Regions from separate parts of the Homo sapiens genome. Here region 2 is linked to region 1. A link is a contact called in ENCODE Hi-C or POLR2A ChIA-PET data. All regions are on one chromosome and are shown on one strand. The core of a region is the stretch at or near the end of the contact, and the rest is flanking DNA. Distances in the headings are between cores, read along the strand shown. Region 1 overlaps MIR3681HG (MIR3681 host gene). Region 2 overlaps MIR3681HG (MIR3681 host gene).

What was found. A loop is a pair of places that touch in the nucleus more often than their neighbours do. ChIA-PET counts read pairs that join two places held with the same protein, here RNA polymerase II (POLR2A). Pooled maps may share reads with other maps.
Region 2: a map with no recorded cell type shows a loop between it and region 1 (12-fold over the local background). The contact joins two enhancer-like sites. A Hi-C loop is called at or near these places in 2 of 168 maps with a recorded cell type or tissue (GM12878 and K562), 12 of 37 single-sample maps with no recorded cell type and 12 of 50 pooled maps. POLR2A ChIA-PET finds 5 or more read pairs at or near these places in 1 of 52 experiments (activated CD8-positive, alpha-beta memory T cell).

What each region holds. Positions count from the first base shown.
Region 1 is chr2:12,285,203-12,290,416 of GRCh38, reverse strand. All of the region lies in intron 3 of MIR3681HG (MIR3681 host gene), which reads right to left. Among named protein-coding and RNA genes, the nearest start is that of MIR3681, 89 kb to the right of the region's middle. Within about 2 kb of position 3,121, at least 4 of the 41 ENCODE cell types and tissues checked have a DNase peak (open chromatin) inside an H3K27ac peak, as active enhancers do.
Region 2 is chr2:12,427,900-12,433,205 of GRCh38, reverse strand. The region is part of intron 4 of MIR3681HG (MIR3681 host gene); the gene reads right to left. Among named protein-coding and RNA genes, the nearest start is that of MIR3681, 230 kb to the right of the region's middle. Within about 2 kb of position 2,330, at least 7 of the 41 ENCODE cell types and tissues checked have a DNase peak (open chromatin) inside an H3K27ac peak, as active enhancers do.

The DNA of each region.
Region 1 (5,214 bases), core at 1,872-4,371:
AATAAGAGCAAAATTTTAAGACCTAATATAAGCAAGCCTAATAATGTTTACTATCCACATATACACGCTAAACAAATTCAAAAATATGGTCTTCAGAAAGAAAGAAAATAACCCAAGAAGGAAGGTCTTAGAAGGAAGAAGAAATAGTGATCAAAAACAATAATGTAGGAGCCAGGAGCGGTGGCCCATGCCTGTAATCCTAGCACTTTGGGAGGCTGAGGCAGTCAGATCATCTGAGGTCAGGAGTTCGAGACCAGCCTGGCCAACATGTTGAAACCCCGTCTCTACTAAAAATACAAAAATTTTCTAGGAGTGGTGACACACGTCTGTAGTCCCAGACACTCAGGAGGCTGAGGCAGGAGAATTGCTTAAATCCGGGATTGCGCCACTGCACTCCAGCCTGGGTGACAAAGCAAGACTCTGTCTCAAAAAAAAAAAAAAAAACAACAACAACAACAAAAACCAATGACATGGGTAAATCTAAACAGATATTGATGGCAAAAACCATAATCATAATAAAAATATCTGATTCATGGGGTTAAAAAAAGAGGAGAAACTAAAATAATCTTGATAATTATACTCAGAAGGGGAATGATGGGAATAAAAAAAAGAGCCTAATATTGTTTAGGAGGAAGGTAAATTAACTTTTTAATGTGCCAATTTAATTATTATAATTTACAGGCTAATTAGTAAATATAGACTGTTTAATTTGCAAATGTTTTAAGTAGAAATGAAATAAATAATTTATTCAAAAAAGGTAAGAAAAAATTTTATTCAAAAAAAAGACAAATAGAACGTAGAAAAAACACACTCAGCAAAATAACTTGAAGCTTATTATAGTGATAATATGAAATACAAAATTTATTAAGGTCTATTTTTAAAATATATAGATATATTCTCAAGAAGAATCTCTCACACAAAACACAAAGATCTATGAAAAGTTCTATGTATATAATATAGTTTTAACATAAGAAAAAGAGAAAGTTAGACTAAGCCCCAACTAGGGAGGCCCCTGAAGTTGCCAAGACTGAGCCTGAGTTCTGCAATTTTTCTGCCAAGTAAGTTTCACTCAGAGAGAGAAACATTCTCATCACCTAAAGCTCTGTGTTCATGGTGATCTGTTCTTCTTCACTGACATCTTAGTGTGAGGCCTCAGGTTTTACCACTATTACAGTTGACCTCACACTGTCTTGAAATGCATTCGATGGTTCATTTCTTCGCAGCAGAAATGTCATTCTTTGCCTTCCCATGCAGATGTCAGCAGTGATGGTTTCTTTTATTATCCCTTGGGAGGCAAAATGGGGCCGCGCTGATCAACTATTTTACCACAATTCAAAATTTGTCAACTCTGTGCCCAGAGACCTCATTTTAGACTGAGAGTCCCTGGTTGTGCCCAAGTTCCAGCTCTGTCCAAGGGTATGGCTAACGTTTCAGGAACAGGGACCCTGAAGCAGGGCCCTGGAAGACCCTTCAGTCAGAAGACCCCATTCTGTCTTGACTCCATCTTTTAATATGCCTGAACTTTCTGAACTGAAGATTTCTGGGGAAAGACAGGTCATCAATGACTGTTCCATCCAATCTCTTAAAAGCCCTGTGAAGTAGGATGTTTTTAAAAATCCTCTGTTTTCCAGGTTAGGAACTGAGGCTTCATTAGGGAAGCCATTTTCCTGAGCTTGCACAGAGAGGGGCTTAAACAGAGCTGACATATGAACCTGAACTTCTGAAGCCAAATTCTTGGTCCCGCTCCTGCATCAAGATGCCCTAAAACGATGTTGGGAAACAAAATGAAACGTGTTCAGAAAATGATCTGAATTTATCCAGCACTGGACAAATATCCATAACTGTTATTGTCCCCCAGTATCTTGTTTGCTACTGATATGAATTCTGCCTAGCATGGTTAATTTATAAGCAAATACACATGCTCTGATTCAAGGAGGGTATTCAAGTAAGCCCTCCTTCCCTCCAACATTAACCTTGAAAAACCAATGTAAACAGGATGACAAGTTTATTGTCCTGACACTGAGCTTCCATTCAAGGCACGGAACTGGGGAGGGGAGCCACCCTTTAAACTTTCTCAGCAGTTTAAGTTTAGGATCTTTGTCTGTTCATAGTTGATGGGGGAGAGAAAAGAGAATCTATGGTCTCAAGGCGTTTGTGGTGGGGGCTGCCACCAGAGATGAGAAAGGATAAGAATGTGTTCTTGGAAGGCTGAGATGAGGTCACCTTCATCAGATAAGCATACTCCCCCAGTCTATGGCCATGTGAGAAGAGGGTCTTTGTTAAGCTTCTTCCCCAGCAACACTTTCTGGATTTATTGATTATCTCCAGCAACCCATTGTTCAATCTATCTGATCCAGACTTGGTAAGCTTTATCCCAAGGGCTAAAAATAAAGGTATAGTCAATTGACTTGAAAGAGAATAGGAAATTGATTTCTTAGAGAAGCATTTCATAAATAGTAATGGGTAACATTTATCAAATGTGTACTTTACTTAAGCCAGGCATTATCTCATTTAATCATTTCTTCTTTTAATCTTTCCAACAGCCTTTTACTAGGTCAAGACTATTGTTATGTGCATTTTATAGCTAATAAAGCAAAAGCCCACAACTTTCTCAAGGTCAAGACTCAAACTCAGGGTTGCCTAATTCAGGGCTGTCTATGCTGTTTATGTCAAGTGTTAGTTGGTGATTACCCAAAAACAAATTCTCATTTGGGTAGGTTAGTGGCTTCCTGGGTTTCGAAAAGACTCCTCTCCCAGGGGTGTGAGGGTGTGGAGCAGCCGGTGCTTGCCTTGCCAGCCTGGAGCTGTGAGCCAGACACCTTCCCAGTCCTCTACCCCAGCTGAGTGACTCTGAAATTTATGTCCTGGGCTCAGTTTGTTTGTTTTCTATGAGGAATGACATGGAAATTGGCTGTAGAACTGAATCATGTCAAAAGTTAAAGAAAGCCGAATGGCTTCAAGCACAAACTTTTGATGGTTTACAAATGGGGAATAAATAGTGAAAGTGAAGAAAAGGGAATACAGAAAAAAAAACCCTTCTGTAATTGGCAGAGACATATAACAGATGAGTAACAGGAAACGCCGGAAGGTAAGGTTCAATGCTTAAAAAGGGAGTATCTCAGGAAAGATCTTTATCATAGAGAACTTTATCATAGTGCTTCCTTTCATTTTGGGTTATGAAAGCTAAAATAAGTAGCCTTGTTTCAAGAAAACAGTTTTCCTAAAGGGCAAAGAACAAATGTATTAATGTATACTTAGTGGCTTTGGCAAGTGATTTAAAGGGAAAGTCCTACTCCTTCCAGATTGATGGCCTGCACCTACATACCCATTGGTGGCATCAGCATAAACATTTGACTGCGTCGAGGGTCCAATTTTGATTTCTTGGAGCATCAATTTTCTAACTTAAAATTGGGGCAATAGTCTTATATGACTGTTGTGCTATAGGAAATAAAATAATGATATAGGAGTTAAAAAGAAATTATTCAGGCAGATAGTGAGAATAAGGAAGTCCTCAGTAAGGTTTTCCTTTTAATAAAAAGCAGCCCTAAAATCACTTTTTTTCTAACACAAAGCAGCCTGTAAGATCAAGCTAAAGACATAGATAAGCAAGTTGGAAGCCTGCGTGAGTGAATGCCAGCAGCCATGCCAATAGGAAAAGGCTACACAGGGGTTAGGCATGTTCAACAGGGCAGCTTCATTTTCCCTTTTCTTTGTCAACCACATATGCAGTGAGGAGCAGACAACATGGAGCAGGCCAGGTGGAAAATCCATTCGCATAATAAAAGATTAGGGTGGCATAGCCAGCTTCTTTGCAAACTATGTAAACGTCACACTTGGTCCAACCAATCTTTGGGCCCTATGTAAATCAGACATCACCTTCTCAAGCCAGCCTATAAAACCTCCTGCACTTCACCACAGACCGGAAGACCCACTTGGGCTCCCCATTTTCTCTGCAGGAGAGAGAGCTACTCTCTGTTCTCTTTCTTTTATCTATTAAACCTCCAGTCTTAAACTCACTACTTGTGTGTCCACATCCTTGATTTTCTTAGTGTGAGACAACGAACCTCTGGTACTTAACCCAGACAAAGACGGCACTTCAATAATATATGGGAAAAAACAACTGTAACAAATGCTTATAATAAGCTTTATATAATATAAAGAATTGGTTGCAACAAAATCCCTCTCTTTCTCTTTGACCCCTGAATCAGATACAGCTTCAAGTCCAGAGCACAGTTTCACAGTTAGCTATTGATGTGATTTAACTTTTTCAGAGACTATATCTTAAATATTTTAGATTGTCAACCTGCTGTACAGATAGTAGTCCAGGTAATCCTAGGTAAATAGTATTTGCTGAAAGATTTTTGACTGGTCCTATGGAGAACAAAGAGCCTGAGCCAAGGAAGGTGGGCATCCCTCTTAACATTTTTCCTTAGGAAAAAAAAAAAAAAATCTCGAAGCATGGGTCTCCTAATAAAAGCTGCAATTCATACATTATGCTTGAGGCCAAATATGTAACTTGTGATGCCCAGAGTGAAATGTTATCACAGGTTCCTCAGTTTAAAAAGCAAGATAAAAGAAGATCAGGTAAACGCAATAAAATACAAAACTTTTTTCTCTAAGAAATAGTTTGTTAATTATAAAACATGATGGGGTAAAAGAAGTACATGATTAATGCTATAAACTTAAAAATTATAAAAAATAATATTTCAGTGTCACGATTTTATTTAATACAATAAATAATACTGATTAATGTGATGTCTTCCTTGATCATAACATTTTTATGTCTTGCTTTTCTGCAAATTAGGACATCAGAATTTATACTTTTTGTAACTTCATTTTCAATCTGTATAATTAAAAGTGACATCAGTCACTCTTGAAAAATGCAAGATCACAAATAATTTTTGATAGTTTTTAATTTTCAGAATAATCTTTCTGCTGATGGAACTGTTCTTGAAACTATTAAGAGTATGCTTAGGTTATGACAATTCTGATATATTTTTTGAAAATATAAATTGTACATCTGGAGTTGATGATTCTTAGAGAACATTTTTTCTAAAAAGATTTAACTCTTTATACAATTAGTTTCAGGAAAGTCTGAAATTAACTTAAAATATAAGGTTATGCAATGGTACTTCCTACAACTTGTGGTGATCATACAAGAAACTTAAAGTGACTTTATGATTTGTAGGTGATTCAAAATATCTGTTCATCCAT
Region 2 (5,306 bases), core at 1,081-3,580, 140 kb before region 1:
AAAAGCTCTGTGCTAATACCAAAAGAATGTATTTCTGGTGGGAAGTGCTATATTTCCATGCCTTCAGGGAATTTGACTTCTGTCCTAAAAATATATTTCCTTAGATATTATAAACAGAACACCTTAAACAATAATAAAATAAAATATGGCAAAAAAAAATCTACCACAAGCATAGCGATGTTTTACATCCTCATCATGTAAGGGCTTTAAAGCTATAGGAAAAGCCTGAACATCCACTCCCCCTTAATAGAAAAGTGTTCAAAGAATACAAAAGGCACTTTACAAAAGAAGTCTTGCAAGTGGCAAGCAAATGTGAAATAAAAACGTTAACTTTACGAATAATCAGTGAAATGAATATAAACACATCAGTAAAATAAAATCTGCTCTCAGTAGGTTAGAGAATGTGTTGTGTTTTTCTTATTGCTGTTGTTACATGTTCCTTGACATTGGTAAGCAGGTGTACAATAACATCCTCAGAACATTCTGGTGAGATAAATTGCTGCAACTTTTCTGCAGGACAATTTAAAATTGGCCTAGTTTTTTAACCCAGTAATTCTTATCCTTCCAATTTGTTATTTGAAAAGGCATGAATACGTTCATATTTCCAAATATGTAGTCACCACAGCATTTTTATAATAGCAAAAGTAACCCAAATAACTGAAAAGACCAAGAATAGAAAAATGTTCAAATTAATTACACTTAATCCATTTGATGGAGTCCTATGTGGTCAGTCACTAAAAATCATTTTTTGAAGACTAATTGCATAGGAGATTGTTTACAGTAATAAATAATTTTTAAAAACTTTAAAAATCTCAATATAATATGTTCCCCAATATGCTTATAAATGTATATATTTAAAATACTATCAAAAGTACATCAAAACAATCATGGTTACCTCTGCATGACAGGATTACCTTTTCCTTCTCTCCTGCTTTTGTCCATATTTTCCAAAGTTTCTATCAGAAATGGGTGTTACTACTGGGCACCCTGGCTCATACCTGTAATCCCAGTACTTTGGGAGGTCAAGGCAGGATACCTGATTGAGCCTAGGTGGTCTAGACCAGCCTGGCAAAATAGTGAGACCCTATCTCTACCAAAAAAAAAAAAAATGCTGGGAGTGGTGGTGCGCACCTGTAGTCCCAGCCACTTGGGAGTCTGAGGTTGCAGGATCACTTGAGCCTAGGAAATCGAGGCTGCAGTAAGTTGTGATCCTGTCACTGCACTCCAGCCTGGGTGACAGAGCGAGACCCTGCCTCAGAAAAAAGGAAAAATGGAGAAAGAAAAGAAATGCATATTACTCCTTTATAGTTCAATTAAAACTTCTTATCTAAAAACGAGATGCTATTTCTGAAAGTATAGAAAGCTCTCCTTGACTATGGATGGCAACTCTGAGACACTGGGCTGCATAATAATATTATGTGTTCAGCAGTGCGTCTCCAAATGTGTCACAGCTTAAATATTCATGGATTTTGATTGTGAGGAGACCCAGAGGGATAAAGCAGTTTGTCCAAGGTCAGGTGGCAAACCTGTAGCAAAGGCAAGATTAGAACCAAGACCTCCTGGCTCCTATTCCAGTACTCCTCCAGTACCACACTGGTGTTTGTTGTTGTTTTGTTTTCTATATAAAGAATTTTTCTGACCTTAATGGCAACTTTAACAAACACAGAACAAAAGCAAGAATTAATTGAGTAATGGAAATGAAGGAGAAAGAAAATCTCTGCCTATGATAACAGCCACCATCTCTCTCATTATGCTGAACTGTGGTTAAAATGCCCAAAGTTGGCCGGGTGCAGTGGCTCACCCCTGTAATCCCAGCACTTTGGGAGGCTGAGGGGGGCGGATCACAAAGTCAGGAGATCGAGACCATCCTGGCTAACATGGTGAAACCCCGTCTCTAGTAAAAAATACAAAAAAAAAAAAAAAAAAATTAGCCAGGCATGGTGGCGGGTGCCTGTAGTCCCAGCTACTCGGGAGGCTGATGCAGGAGAATGGCATGAACCTGGGAGGCGGAGCTTGCAGTGAGCCGAGATAGTGCCACAGCACTCCAGCCTGGGCGAAAGCGAGACTCTGTCTCAAAAAAAAAAAAAAAAAAAAAAAGTGCTCAAAGCTCATCTTCCTCTTTAAAGAGCACTCCCACGGGTGCTGTGGAGTTAGGCTTAGATCTCAGTATTGAGTAGACTGAGTAAACTATGCCTGGAAGTTTCACTATACAAAGTAACTTTCAGTTTCTTCCCAAGTCACCGGTTTAAACATATGCACAGGATATATAACGTCCTGGGTGGTTTACTGTCTCACTTAGCTGACCAGTGAGAGGCGTTCTTAAGTACTGCTTTCCTCAGTTCACTTTGAGCAAATACATTACTCATTAAGCCTCTGTTGGTCAAGAACCTGAAAACAAGTAGCAGTTGCAGTGTTGGTTCCTTCCTTCAAAATTTGATGTTTAGAGAACTTTCTAGAATAACTGTAAAACTAGTGAAATCTGGAGGAAAGCCAACATTGGCTTTGCAAAAACACTATCTTTCTAATCCAGTTTCTTAATGTTTAGCCATTACTGACAGCTTTCTTCCCTGCTTTCTTCCTTTTCTTTCATTTTCCTCTTTTTCCATTTTGCCTGTCTTTTCGTTCCCTTTTCCCTTCCCTTTTCTCAGTTTTTACTTCTGTTTTTTCTTGCTTCTTATTATCTTTCTCTCATCCTTTCTTTTTTCTTTTTTTCACCTCTTCCTTCGATCTTCCTTCTGTCCTTCCCTCCCTCTCCTCCTTCCTTTCTTCCTCCCTTTCCTCCTTCCTCCTTCTTCTCCTTCCTTTTTCCTTTCTTCTTCTCTTTCTTCCTTCCTTCCTTCTTCCTTCTAACTGACACAGTAAATATTTTTGTCTCCCATTAGTTGCCAGACCTCGTAGTCACCCGCTTGGAGCCAGACTAGCAATTGCCAAAGAATGGGCCTTTGAGTCAGACCAGTCAAGAGTCAATTTTCTGATTCAATGTCAACTAACTGCCTGAACATGACCAAGTTATTTAATCTCTACATATTCTTTCATTTCACCAGCACACATTTATTGAATGCCTCTTATGTGTCTTAAGCTATGTAAGGTGTACCCAGTATACTTTTAAAAAACACTCTGTAAAGTGGGGAAAGTGCAGGCTACCCTTGGGCTATTGTAATAAGCCAACTAAACAACACATGTGGCAATGGATAACCTATTTCTGGCACACTGTAGCTTCCCGCTTCCCGTATTTTTCTTTTGCATCCTAGATGCCAAGTATGCATATGTGAGACCCAGTTTTTCAAAGGATCTTACAGGCTAGCCAAAAAAAAAAATCCAGAGTTCTTACTAAAAGGAAAAGAAAAAACTATACTGTGTTTTGTGTATTCTAAATCATGTACTTTTCAGATTTTAGCATCTTTTGTATCAGAATGCATCTTAAAATTGCTGCTAGCCAGGTGGTGGCAATTGCGATGTAGTTGCTACTGGGGTCACATGTGGGCTCAGAGTTGTACACATTATCACCACTTTAGTTCATTAGGTTATATGATTAGTATTACACATACTGAGTTTAACTGCGTTTAAAATATATTTGAAGAGATGATTTTATGATTCCATATTAAAACAAAAATCTATTTGTGTGCACAAAAAGGCAAAAAATAAGAGCAGTAAGGCAGTAATTTGACATCAATGAAGCAAATAGTCTTCATTAGAGAATTTACCACCAGCATCAAAATCTGCAGAATGGTGTCAACAACTTGGAAGGAAATATCATGGGAAATAGTAGAGAACTCTTCTTAGAAATGGTGCATTACCATCAGATTAAGTGGCCCGGATGGAAAAGCACAGCCATCTGTGACTCTGGGCTGAAAAGTGATCAAAAGCAATGAAAGGCTTTAGGAACAAAACAAAACAAAAACAAACAAAAAGCAACAGCAAAATCCCCTCCGTTCAAATCCTGACTCTGCTCTTATTCATGATTCCATTTTGCTAGGACTTAGTTTCCTCTGTTGGAAGAGGAATATTCATAGCATGTACCCAGCAGGGTTGTTATAAAAATAAATTCAAAAGAGGCTGTGGAATGAAATGACTTTTAGTTGCAAGTATTATAAACATATAGACTTTTTGCAGAGCTCATTGTTCACGTGGCTGGTTTTTGTTATTCTTTTTTCCTGAGGCTATGAACTCCTTGGGGGCAGGGATGGTTGGTTAGCATTCAGCTCCCCATTGCCAATGTGTGACAGGCAGCCCATAGTTCATCAGTAAAAACAATGTGCCTGTGCCTAATGTTTTGCTGCTGTTGTTATCACTGTTGTTTTTAAAACCTATTTTGATGCTCACTGCCTCCCTCTGCTATAAAGCAAGTATTGGAATTGGTACTTGAAGTATAAGGAAGCACACAGAGAAGTCTGGTGATTTGTCTAAATCACATGGAAAGTTAGAATTGAGTGCTATCATGGGCCTGATATATTTTCGAACTGGGTCAGGACTGGCTCAGTCATGAGGGTGGGTCTGAGCCAGCCAGTGGGCTTCTTGGTACATCCAGCTCTCAGAAGCCGTCGGGGGGCGAGGGGGAAGGTTGGGAGAAAGGCTGGGCCTGTCCCCAGCTGTGCGCTAGAAACAATTATATGGAGCAATCTCCTGAAAGAGGCCAAGGCTACCCTGTGGCAGAAAGGAGCCTGAACATGTAAACATCTGTGAGGGCGGGGGTGCCTGGAAAGAGCTGCAGGAAGGGGAGCATGTGAGGCCCAGTGGGAAGGAATGTGAGAACTCCAGGGCCTCACCAGGATGGGGCTGGAGGATGGGGAAGTCACTGGGGAGGGTGTGCAAATTGCTCCCTGCAGGCCAGGATGGAAGAGAGAATGATCCTGTGGAAAGGGGGTGATTAGGACATCCCTCATGGAAGATGGAAAAAATGAGGGACACCTTTGAATCTACCCAGTGTACATGCAGGAGAAGAGCAAAAGAGGGGCCCACCTGTTTAGAAGTTGTGCTTCCTTTGAGAAGTGGAGCCATGATATCTGGCATTGAACGGCACCCTTTCGAGCAGAAAGCAGACCTGAGTTTGAATTATAGGTTTACCATTTACGAACTGTGTGATTTGAGAAATGCCATTTTTTTCTCCCCATTCTCCAGTTTCCTCATTAGTAAAGTGGAGCTGAAATGCTGAATTGGTAGTACTGTTGTCAGGGCTAAGTCAGATAGCAGGTAAACATGCCCATTCAGCATCCAGTGCCCATTAAGTATTGGATATACATGTGAATAAAAATGCGAATGAACAGATGACCTAGTACACAGACAGACACTGATTTTTGAAGCATGAT